3 separate regions of the Homo sapiens genome follow, and regions 1 and 3 are each linked to region 2. Evidence: chromatin contacts called from ENCODE Hi-C or POLR2A ChIA-PET data. All regions are on one chromosome and are shown on one strand. The core of a region is the stretch at or near the end of the contact, and the rest is flanking DNA. Distances in the headings are between cores, read along the strand shown.

The links. Hi-C counts contacts between places; a loop is a spot of excess contacts on that map. ChIA-PET counts read pairs that join two places held with the same protein, here RNA polymerase II (POLR2A). Pooled maps may share reads with other maps.
Region 1: a map of esophagus muscularis mucosa shows a loop between it and region 2 (2.5-fold over the local background). The contact joins the enhancer-like site here to the promoter of KLF5 in region 2. A Hi-C loop is called at or near these places in 3 of 168 maps with a recorded cell type or tissue (aorta, chondrocyte and esophagus muscularis mucosa), 1 of 37 single-sample maps with no recorded cell type and 9 of 50 pooled maps. POLR2A ChIA-PET finds 5 or more read pairs at or near these places in 7 of 52 experiments (AG04449, BJ, Caco-2 and 4 more).
Region 3: a loop to region 2 is called in a map of psoas muscle, with 1.9 times the contacts of the local background. The contact joins the enhancer-like site here to the promoter of KLF5 in region 2. A Hi-C loop is called at or near these places in 2 of 168 maps with a recorded cell type or tissue (gastrocnemius medialis and psoas muscle), 1 of 37 single-sample maps with no recorded cell type and 5 of 50 pooled maps. POLR2A ChIA-PET finds 5 or more read pairs at or near these places in 2 of 52 experiments (AG04449 and endothelial cell of umbilical vein).

The regions. Positions count from the first base shown.
Region 1 is chr13:73,285,488-73,288,720 of GRCh38, forward strand. No RefSeq gene overlaps it. Among named protein-coding and RNA genes, the nearest start is that of KLF5, 230 kb to the left of the region's middle. Within about 2 kb of position 1,649, at least 3 of the 41 ENCODE cell types and tissues checked have a DNase peak (open chromatin) inside an H3K27ac peak, as active enhancers do.
Region 2 is chr13:73,057,370-73,060,343 of GRCh38, forward strand. KLF5 (KLF transcription factor 5) reads left to right here and starts at 1,636. Exons shown (of 4, transcript NM_001730.5): 1 at 1,636-2,219. The coding sequence starts at 1,959. RefSeq lists silencers at 1,380-1,989, 2,310-2,399.
Region 3 is chr13:72,918,832-72,921,923 of GRCh38, forward strand. All of the region lies in intron 13 of PIBF1 (progesterone immunomodulatory binding factor 1), which reads left to right. Among named protein-coding and RNA genes, the nearest start is that of PIBF1, 140 kb to the left of the region's middle. Within about 2 kb of position 1,425, at least 4 of the 41 ENCODE cell types and tissues checked have a DNase peak (open chromatin) inside an H3K27ac peak, as active enhancers do; they include psoas muscle, where a contact is called at or near this core.

The sequences.
Region 1 (3,233 bases), core at 399-2,898, 230 kb after region 2:
TAAATACTACCTGTTAAAACTTATAATTTTTAGAAAATTCAAGATTTAACACAAGAAAGAAAGTAAAAAATAAATACTTAATGTTAAAATTCCACCATTAAAAAGTGCTTTAAAGTTTTCTGAACTTAATTTGAACCTTTATTTTCATGTAGACACCATTAATAAAGTATCCGAAAGGGTAGTGACAGAGGATTTGTTTGAAATTTGCAATAGACCTAAGTGAGAAGTGGGAGGGAATTATTTCTGGGGCCCCGGTTTCTCTGCCTGGTATTTCTTCTCTTCCCACCACATACCTGTACTTGGAGGTGCACAGGTTCCTTGGGGCTAGGATGAGTGGCGAGGCCAGTCAACAAAATAAGAAGAAAAACATGAATTTTCCGCCCTTCTGGCTTTTTTCCCTTCTCCCCTTTGCCTCTCTTGGTGACTGGCTGTGCACTTACCCGCCACCCAAATCATGAACCTGAGAATTACTTTCATGATGCTTCCAGCACCCTGTCGACCCCATTCTCACTCTCATCAGTATCATCGGTATCCAAATGTGATGTGTGATGGTACCTCCTTCACATGTGTTATCTTGTCCCTTCCTCTCTATTTCTTGAAGTTGTTCACAAGGACAATTACAACAAGCTCTTCACTGCCCAACCTTCTCTTTAATCCAAATTTTATGATGATGCTAAGAAATCTCTTCAAACCACGATTTCGTTCGGTTACTTACTGGCTTTTTTTTTTTTTTTTTTTTTTTTAAAGACATCAAGAGCTTTCTCAATGCCTTTAGGGTAAGTCTTAATTTCTAGAACTGGTCCTTAAATTCCGACCAAGCCTAACCTTACACTGTGGGCCACTTGAACCTTTCCTCATCTCCAGGGTTACTATGTCTGGTGTGGTCACTGGCACAACTCTAGGGGGCGCCATGCACACTGGCAGTCTATATGACAAATGTTCTCTCTGCCTGAAATTTCCTTCCCTGCCTGTCCTTTAAAATGCAATTTTTCTTGAATTTCTCAAACTACTTTACTTCCTTGAAATTGGAGCCCTTCTTCCTCTCAGTGGACTCTACCTTTACCTATTTCATTCATCTACTTACTTTCCAACTCTCCAATCTTAAGTGCTTGTTTCCATGTTTCTCTGTCTCCTTTTCCTGCCTACCCCTCACTGAAAAGTAAGCCCCTGAAACACAGATGCTGTTTTATTTGTTTTTATAGCCCTTACATTTAGCACTTAACCTGGTACAGAGAGGCACTTAATATTCAGTCTAAGAGTGCATGAGTGAATGAATGAATGCAATACAATGAACTCTGGTTGGTTCACGCAACCCTGGGTTTCTTTTTTTGTTTTTAGACGGAGTCTCGCTCTGTCGCCCAGGCTGGAGTGCAGTGGTGCGATCTCAGCTCACTGTAACCTCCATCCCCTGGGTTCAAGCAATTCTCCTGCCTCAGCCTCCTGAGTAGCTGGGATTACAGGCGCCTGCCACCACACCCAGCTAATTTTTGCATTTTTAGTAGAGACGGAGTTTCACCATGTTGGCCAGCTGGTCCCGAACTCCTGACCTCAGGTGATCCGCCTTGGCCTTGGCCTCCCAAAGTGCTGGGATTACAGACATGAGCCACCGCGCCCAGCCAACCCTGGGTTTCTGTTTACATTTTTTTCTATGTGGATCTGGACTGTGTTTCCTTCTATGCTAGCCCAGACTAGCCTAATAACACCTGCCCCTCCCAACTGTTTTCTAGTTGATTTACTTATAGCTTCTGTCCCTAGCAGGATCTGGCTTTCTCCTGGAGCAAGTGTATCTGCTACTACATACTATCTGCACCCTCGTATCCTATTTCCCTTCCTCTGTGGGGACGACTAAGGGTTTACCATGGCTGCAGCACAACTGGCATCTGTCAGAATCAAAACTCATTAATAAAAAAATGATAATGCTTCAAAGTACATTACATTACTCCTTCAAAGTCCTTTGTGAACATTATCTTATTAATCATCACAATAGCTCAGGGGAAGATAAACATTGTTGGTTATCTTACCTCGATCATATTTTGAAGGAACTGTTTTTTTCTTGTTATTGTTTGATCATGCTATGAAATCTGGATAGCAATTTTCATATTGGCTATTTGGATATAATTTGATATGCTGACGTAAAATTTCCCTGGATCAGTAAGGTGGTTTTTATTTTTATTTTAGATGTCTCACTGGTACTCTTGTAGAATTCTTTCCAGAGAGCTGAGCAAAGAATAACAAGCAAAAGACTGAGATATTTCTCCTCAGGGGTTGAAATTTTCTGGGTATCTTGAGGCTCATTAAATCATTGGTTCATGATGTAGAAAAGCAAAAGACGAGTTACTTGTACACATAGTAGGTGCTAAAATAACAGTTGAATGATTGAATGAAGTATTATTTTAAAACCTGGAAGTTTAAATAAGGGACTTATGTAAAAAATTAGTATCCTAGTCAGGAATTCCATTAGTAACCAGCATCAAGTAGCCAAAAGAGAATTCTTTTAGGAGGGGAATTTTACTTAGGAAACTGGTTTAAAGAATCTACTCAGTTCTTCTGTCCCCGCCTCACCTCTAGCATCCTATGTTTACTTTTCTCATAGCGCTTATCACACATTTTATCATGTATTTGTTTACGACTTTAGTTTCCCTTAGATGGCAGGAAACACTTCTGCTTGACACACAATGGGAGCTCAATAAATGACTGTTGAATGGAAAAAAAATTAACTAGAGAAATCTTTCCCACCAAAAGTAAAAAGTGGAATAAGTTCAATTTCAAAGTTACAGGAAGAGATGGTATAAGCATTGGGCACTACATTCAAGTTGGGTGTCAGGTATCCTCAACGCGCCTTGTATGAGGAATTTGAAATCTTCCAATAACTCAACAACAAATGGTACCACCTCTGGAAGATTTTCTTCTTTCAAGAGATGAGCGATGTCACAGATGACATGGGCACTTTCTATGTTCTAAGATGGAGTCTTATTTCGTGGGAGTGTCTAGGGTGGAGTGGCCCTCAGTACAACTATACCTGTTCATCTCTGGTGCTGGGAGAGTGTCCTAGAGGGAGGTTTCATGAGGCTTACCTCAAATTTTTTTCCAGGCCAAACAAACATTTTTGGCTTCATAGATTACTGTCAACTCTATGTCTACCCCGTCAGCATAGACTAAAAGGCCAGGCTGTAGTCAGGCTGTGGTGTAATCGGGCATCTGTCTTTTCTAATCACAGTAGTTTTGTGGCATGG
Region 2 (2,974 bases), core at 386-2,885:
TAAAGATGAAGATGGACAGCATGGGGCTGCTTGGTTAGAGAAAAACTTGCAAAAGCACTTATTAAATAATACTTTGATAACATGAAAGTAGTCATCAGCCATTCTCTGAAGGCAGTGATCACAGCTATAAAAATGAATCATGTGTCAACAGGAAGAGAAGGAAAAGGAGAAAAACCCAGTTTACAGCATAATTTTATATTTTCTAATAATAAATACATTTCTTTATGTGCATATTAATTTTCTACCCATTGAAAATGAGATCCATACCTTTGATAGATACACTCTTTGAAGTGAACGTTTTTATCCAAGACTTTTTTTTAAAGCTGTTTTACTCTGAAGTGATGAATAGGCTGTGGTATATGTAAAACTGTCTAATGGTATATTGTGTGTCAACATATGTACATTTGTAGTAATATCACAGGCATTTTTATTGCAGTTTATTGTTCCGTCCTCCCAATAAGCCAGATAAAATCATGTACAAGAACATTAAGGATTAAGGGAAGTGGTTTCCTTAGGTGATTGCTGGCAAAAATTCACCCTCCCATTATAACAACATAGTAAATGGATGGTAATATATTTGGCTATTACTTTCCAACAAATTTGGATTCCCAGTTTTCAGAGCTGCTCTGTGTCTATGTTTGCGGCTTTTTGATTGTCTCTTCGTAGGAAAAGGTGCCACAATGTGAGGTAAATGTGCTAGGTTTCTGCTTTGTAAATATTAAAGTCCATTTTTTGAACATACAGTGCTAGCAAAAATAAGTCAAAGATGTAATGTCTATTTAAATACACGTTTGAGCTAGTCGTGCTTAAATTAGATTCCATGCTTCGGCTAGAATCAACACGGCTTAAATATTAGAAACTTCAAAATTCATATGGCCCAAGCCCTCCTCCCCACACACGGATGGGAAGTAGAAATGTGTGGGAAAACGTCTAGCAATTAAAATCCTGAAGGAGTGGGAAAAACCCAGGCTTTTATGCAAGGATCTGAAAAAACGCTTGCCATCAAATCTTTTATTCAGGCATTCTGAATTTGCCTTGTTAAACGGATACACTCACTGCTAAAGATACACAGGGACAAGAGCTGTTTTAAATTTGTTTATCACACCGCCCCTAGTTTTCTGCTAAAGAGAAGTACATTTTGGATATTTAAAAGTACACACTCATTAGACAAATCTCTAAAAGCCTCAGCGCCCCTACCTAGCTGCCTTCTGGGTTTCAGCTTTTGAGTTTCAGGTCCTTGCACAACACCTAAGACGTGCAATACTCTTTTTCTTCCTAATCCTGGCAGAGAACAGTGCGAAGAGATCTCCCTCCGCGTCTCCACCCTAATTCCCCCTCTTCCCAGATTCCACCCGCTCCGCTACTTCCCTCCGCCCCCGGCTCCGCCAGCCCAATCTGTCAGAGAAGTTGTGTACAAACTGCGCGGCCGCCCTGCGCGCGAAGCTCGTGGCCCGAGAGGGGTGCGGTCGGGCCGACGGAGGCGGGGCCCTGGCTGCCTCTCTCCCTGCTCATAGGCTGGCCGCTCAGGCCTGGCCGGCCTCGGGGCCTCGGGATTCGCGGCGGCGCTGCCAATCAGGCGATCGGGCCCCGCCCCCCCGGAGTTGGGTGAAATAGAGGCGGGCGTCAAGTGTCAGTAGTCGCGGGGCAGGTACGTGCGCTCGCGGTTCTCTCGCGGAGGTCGGCGGTGGCGGGAGCGGGCTCCGGAGAGCCTGAGAGCACGGTGGGGCGGGGCGGGAGAAAGTGGCCGCCCGGAGGACGTTGGCGTTTACGTGTGGAAGAGCGGAAGAGTTTTGCTTTTCGTGCGCGCCTTCGAAAACTGCCTGCCGCTGTCTGAGGAGTCCACCCGAAACCTCCCCTCCTCCGCCGGCAGCCCCGCGCTGAGCTCGCCGACCCAAGCCAGCGTGGGCGAGGTGGGAAGTGCGCCCGACCCGCGCCTGGAGCTGCGCCCCCGAGTGCCCATGGCTACAAGGGTGCTGAGCATGAGCGCCCGCCTGGGACCCGTGCCCCAGCCGCCGGCGCCGCAGGACGAGCCGGTGTTCGCGCAGCTCAAGCCGGTGCTGGGCGCCGCGAATCCGGCCCGCGACGCGGCGCTCTTCCCCGGCGAGGAGCTGAAGCACGCGCACCACCGCCCGCAGGCGCAGCCCGCGCCCGCGCAGGCCCCGCAGCCGGCCCAGCCGCCCGCCACCGGCCCGCGGCTGCCTCCAGAGGACCTGGTCCAGGTAGGAAGAGCCGCTCCCCTCCCACCGCAGCACTCCCGGGCTCGGGCGTGTCCCGTTGCTGCGACTCGCGGGCGACAGGGGCCGCTCCAGGCTGGGGCGTGCGTCGGGGCGCACCGGAGCCGGTGCTGGGTGGGCAGCCCCGCCCTGCACGCCTGGCCGGGGCCCCGCGTTTCGCTGAGAGTAAATGGGGGGGGGGGCCGGGGGTGGGAAGGATGGAGGGGAATCTGCCCCGGCGGGTCGGCCTGGGAGAGGTAAGAGGGAGGGAACTGGGTGCTCACGCGCACCTTAGTTGTTTTTCTTACACTTGAGGGACGAAACCTTGTACCTTACGCTCAGTTTTACTTAAATTACGCCTTCGCCTGTACCGCTCTCCAATGCCAAGGCATTGGAGCCCTCCCCCCCATCCCCATCGTCTCGGGTTAAGTAGAAACGCAAATTGGGGTGCTGGGGAGAGGTTCCCCAAGGTTTCATACCCGGTGGCTCAACCTGCTTTAGAAGCGATTGCGGGCCGCGTTTGGAAAATGAGAGTTAGGAAAGCTAAGGTTGTGTCGGAGCGCTTATTTTTCCTTAAAAAAAAAAAAAAAAAAAAAAGACCGGGGGTGTTGTTTTCTTCGTGTGCACGTAAATTTCCTCCCGGAGCCGCGTTGAAAGCTGGCAGTTGGCTTTTACACTTGCCCAGCAGCCGAATTAGAGCAACCGCCTGTTTCTTTCGCCCACGCAGGGAGTCATATAGCCCAGAAAAAACTTCCCGGGAC
Region 3 (3,092 bases), core at 175-2,674, 140 kb before region 2:
TAGCTGGGATTACAGGCATGTGCCACCATGCCTGGCTAATTTTTGTATTTTTAATAGCGACAGGGTTTCACTGTATTGGCCAGGCTGGTCTCAAACTCCTGACCTCAAGTGATCCACCCACCTCGGCCTCCCAAAGTGCTGGGATTACAGGCATGAGCTACCACGCCGTGCCAACTACATCTTATTCTTGTTTATTTTTCACTTTCTCTATCTAACTCAGTGCAGGATACCTAGTAAAATTGTTTCTTCATCAGAGCGTTTGAGAATTCAGAGTTGCTTTTTTTTATGTGAACTGATTTAGACATTTAGAGACATTGTACACTAAGAAAATGACTCAGAAAATAGAACATCTATATGGCTATCTAAAATGATGTATCCTCATTAATATAGTGGTGAATAAAAAAATAAAGTGATGTAGAATATAGAGCACTTTATAGAAAGCAAGAAAAGGATAGTTAGAACTTATGGCTCTTACCAGTTAAACTAAATATATGCCAAATTTTGATCAAGGCGAGCTGAATAGAAAGTATATATTTGTAGCTGGAATGTTTAATTCTGTCTGGTGAGGATTCAGATATTTCAGAATTATGTATTTTTAAAAAATCAGTCCCATTCCCATTTCCTCTAAAAGTCACAATGGGTAACCTAGGATATTTTGTAATTTTCAGCATATCTGTTTCTTAGTCCAATGTTGCCTAAGGAAGAATAGAACATAGTTTTGTGGGTAAGAGACTTATCAGTAGTAAATGATAGGTAAAATACTAAAACTTGAAATTTAAAGGGAAAGGTCATATTCTTTTCTCTATTTTGGCCTCTGAATCCTTCAAAAGAATCTTTGTTACAAGAAAAAATAGGGCTGGGTGCAGTGACTCACACCTGTATTCCCAACACTTTGAGAGGCCAATGCAGGCAAATTGCTTGAGTCCAGGAGTTTGAGAACAGCCTGGGCAACATGGCAAAACCCCATCTCTACAAAAAATACAAAAACTTAGCTGGGCATGGGGACATCTGCCTGTAGTCCCAGCTACCCTGCTCAGGAGGCTGAGGTGGGAGGATTACCTGAGCTCAAGAGGTCGAGGCAGCAGTGAACCGTGATTGTCCACTTACTCTTCAGCCTGGGTGACAGAGTAAGACTCTGTCTCCAAAAAAAGAAAAACAGAAAAGAAAGAATTCTGCTGTTAGAACTTTGCTTTTCTTAGCCCCAAATGCTGAGTTCTTCAGAATCACAAACAATTATTGCTGTTGCACATTACTATTTTTTTAAGAATTTTTAAAAATAGAGGTTGGTTTTTAATATTTAAAGTGAGGATTTAAGGAACCACAACTGATTCATACTCGAAATAATGTTAACTGTCCAAATATTCTAAAGATTCTATCACTGAGCTATCTATGTGCCTTGAACATGTGCCTAATGGGCATGCTATTAATATCTCCTGCCAGCTGGTGCCAGGCATTCTTCTCATGGTGAGCCAGAGGGTTATTTTGAGGAAGTGCTTCTCAGGTCATCTAAGCTGAATGACGGGAAAGTAAGGCTAGATATCCAAAGAGAACATTTATGCATTCCTTCATGCATTCAACAACTTTTATTGAGTGCTTACTGTATGCACAAAATTGATCAATGGCACTAAAGATCCCAGGTTAGGGTCTGATACATTTCTGAAGTTTGCAAAGTCCACATTTGAGTTCATAATGGATATTTGTAAAGAAAGCGGTGGCTTTGCGCTCTTTTTATGTTTATTTAAGATAAAAGCAGTATAACCTTTGAGAGAATTATATGTAATCCTTCACATTTGAAATTAAAGGATTGGAGCCAGACGCACTGGCATGTACCTGTAATCCCAGCTTCTGGGGAGCCTGAGGCAGAAGGATCACTTGAGACCAGCAGTTTGAAGCTGTAGTACACTATAATTGCACCTGTGACTAGTCACTGCACTCCAGTCTGGGCAACATAGAGAGACTCCCATCTCTCAAAAAAAGAAAAGAAAAAAAAAATCAGTGGAAACTTAAGGCGAATGATAAAACAACTCAGTCAAAACAGTAAATGAACTATATGCAAAATAAAGTTTTCATTGTACATCAGCCTATACCAAAATATATTAAAGTTTCAAAGGAACCTATTTTCCAACTACTACACAATAGATTCCATTCATATTAAATTTGATTTAAAATCTTATATGTTCAACAACCAGAATTAGATATTTTAGGGTAGCATTTAATTGGAAGGAGATTTCTGATTTGTTATAACAGTAATGTTTATTTTATTTTATTTTTATTTTTATTTTTTGGAGTTGGAGTCTCACTCACTCTGTCACCCAGGCTGGAGTGCAGTGGCATGATCTCGGCTCACTATAACCTCTGCCTCTCAGGTTCAAGCAATTCTCCTGCCTCAGCCTCCCAAGTAGCTGGGACTACAGGTGCATGCCACCACGCCTGGCTAATTGTTTGTATTTTAGTAGAGACAGGGTTTCACCATATTGTCCAGGCTGGTCTCGAGTGATCTCAAACTCCTAAGCTCAGGCAATCTGCCCACCACGGCCTCCCAAACTACAAGGATTACAGGCATGAGCCACCACACCAAGCCATGTTTATTTCATAAAATTGGAAAATTACTGGTAATCCTACCATCCAAAATAACCACTCGGAAATGTATACAGATATATATATATACTTTCTTATTTAAGATATTATTGCTTGTAATTTAATAGTTTAATTTATTGTCATAGAATTCCATTGTAAACATTTTCTTATGTCATTGGATATTCTTCAGAAAGGTCATTTTTAATGGTTATCCAAAACGTTAATTTTTAGTACTTCCATTTTTGAGTGCTATATTTTCATTACTTAATTGTATAGTTACTGAAAAATATCATTAGTTGCCTATTGCAACCCAGGCAATACCACAAAATTAAAATGAGAAAATGGATGTGAAGTTCCTGACATAGAGTAGATCTTTAGTAAGTGCTAGGTCGTTACACCTTGATGTGTTTGTTCTTAAAGTAAATTACATAGTTAATTTTAGAGGAAAAGCCAGGGTTCTGAAATCTTTTACTAGGCACAATTTGAGTTTTCATTTAAGACGATATTGTTTTAAA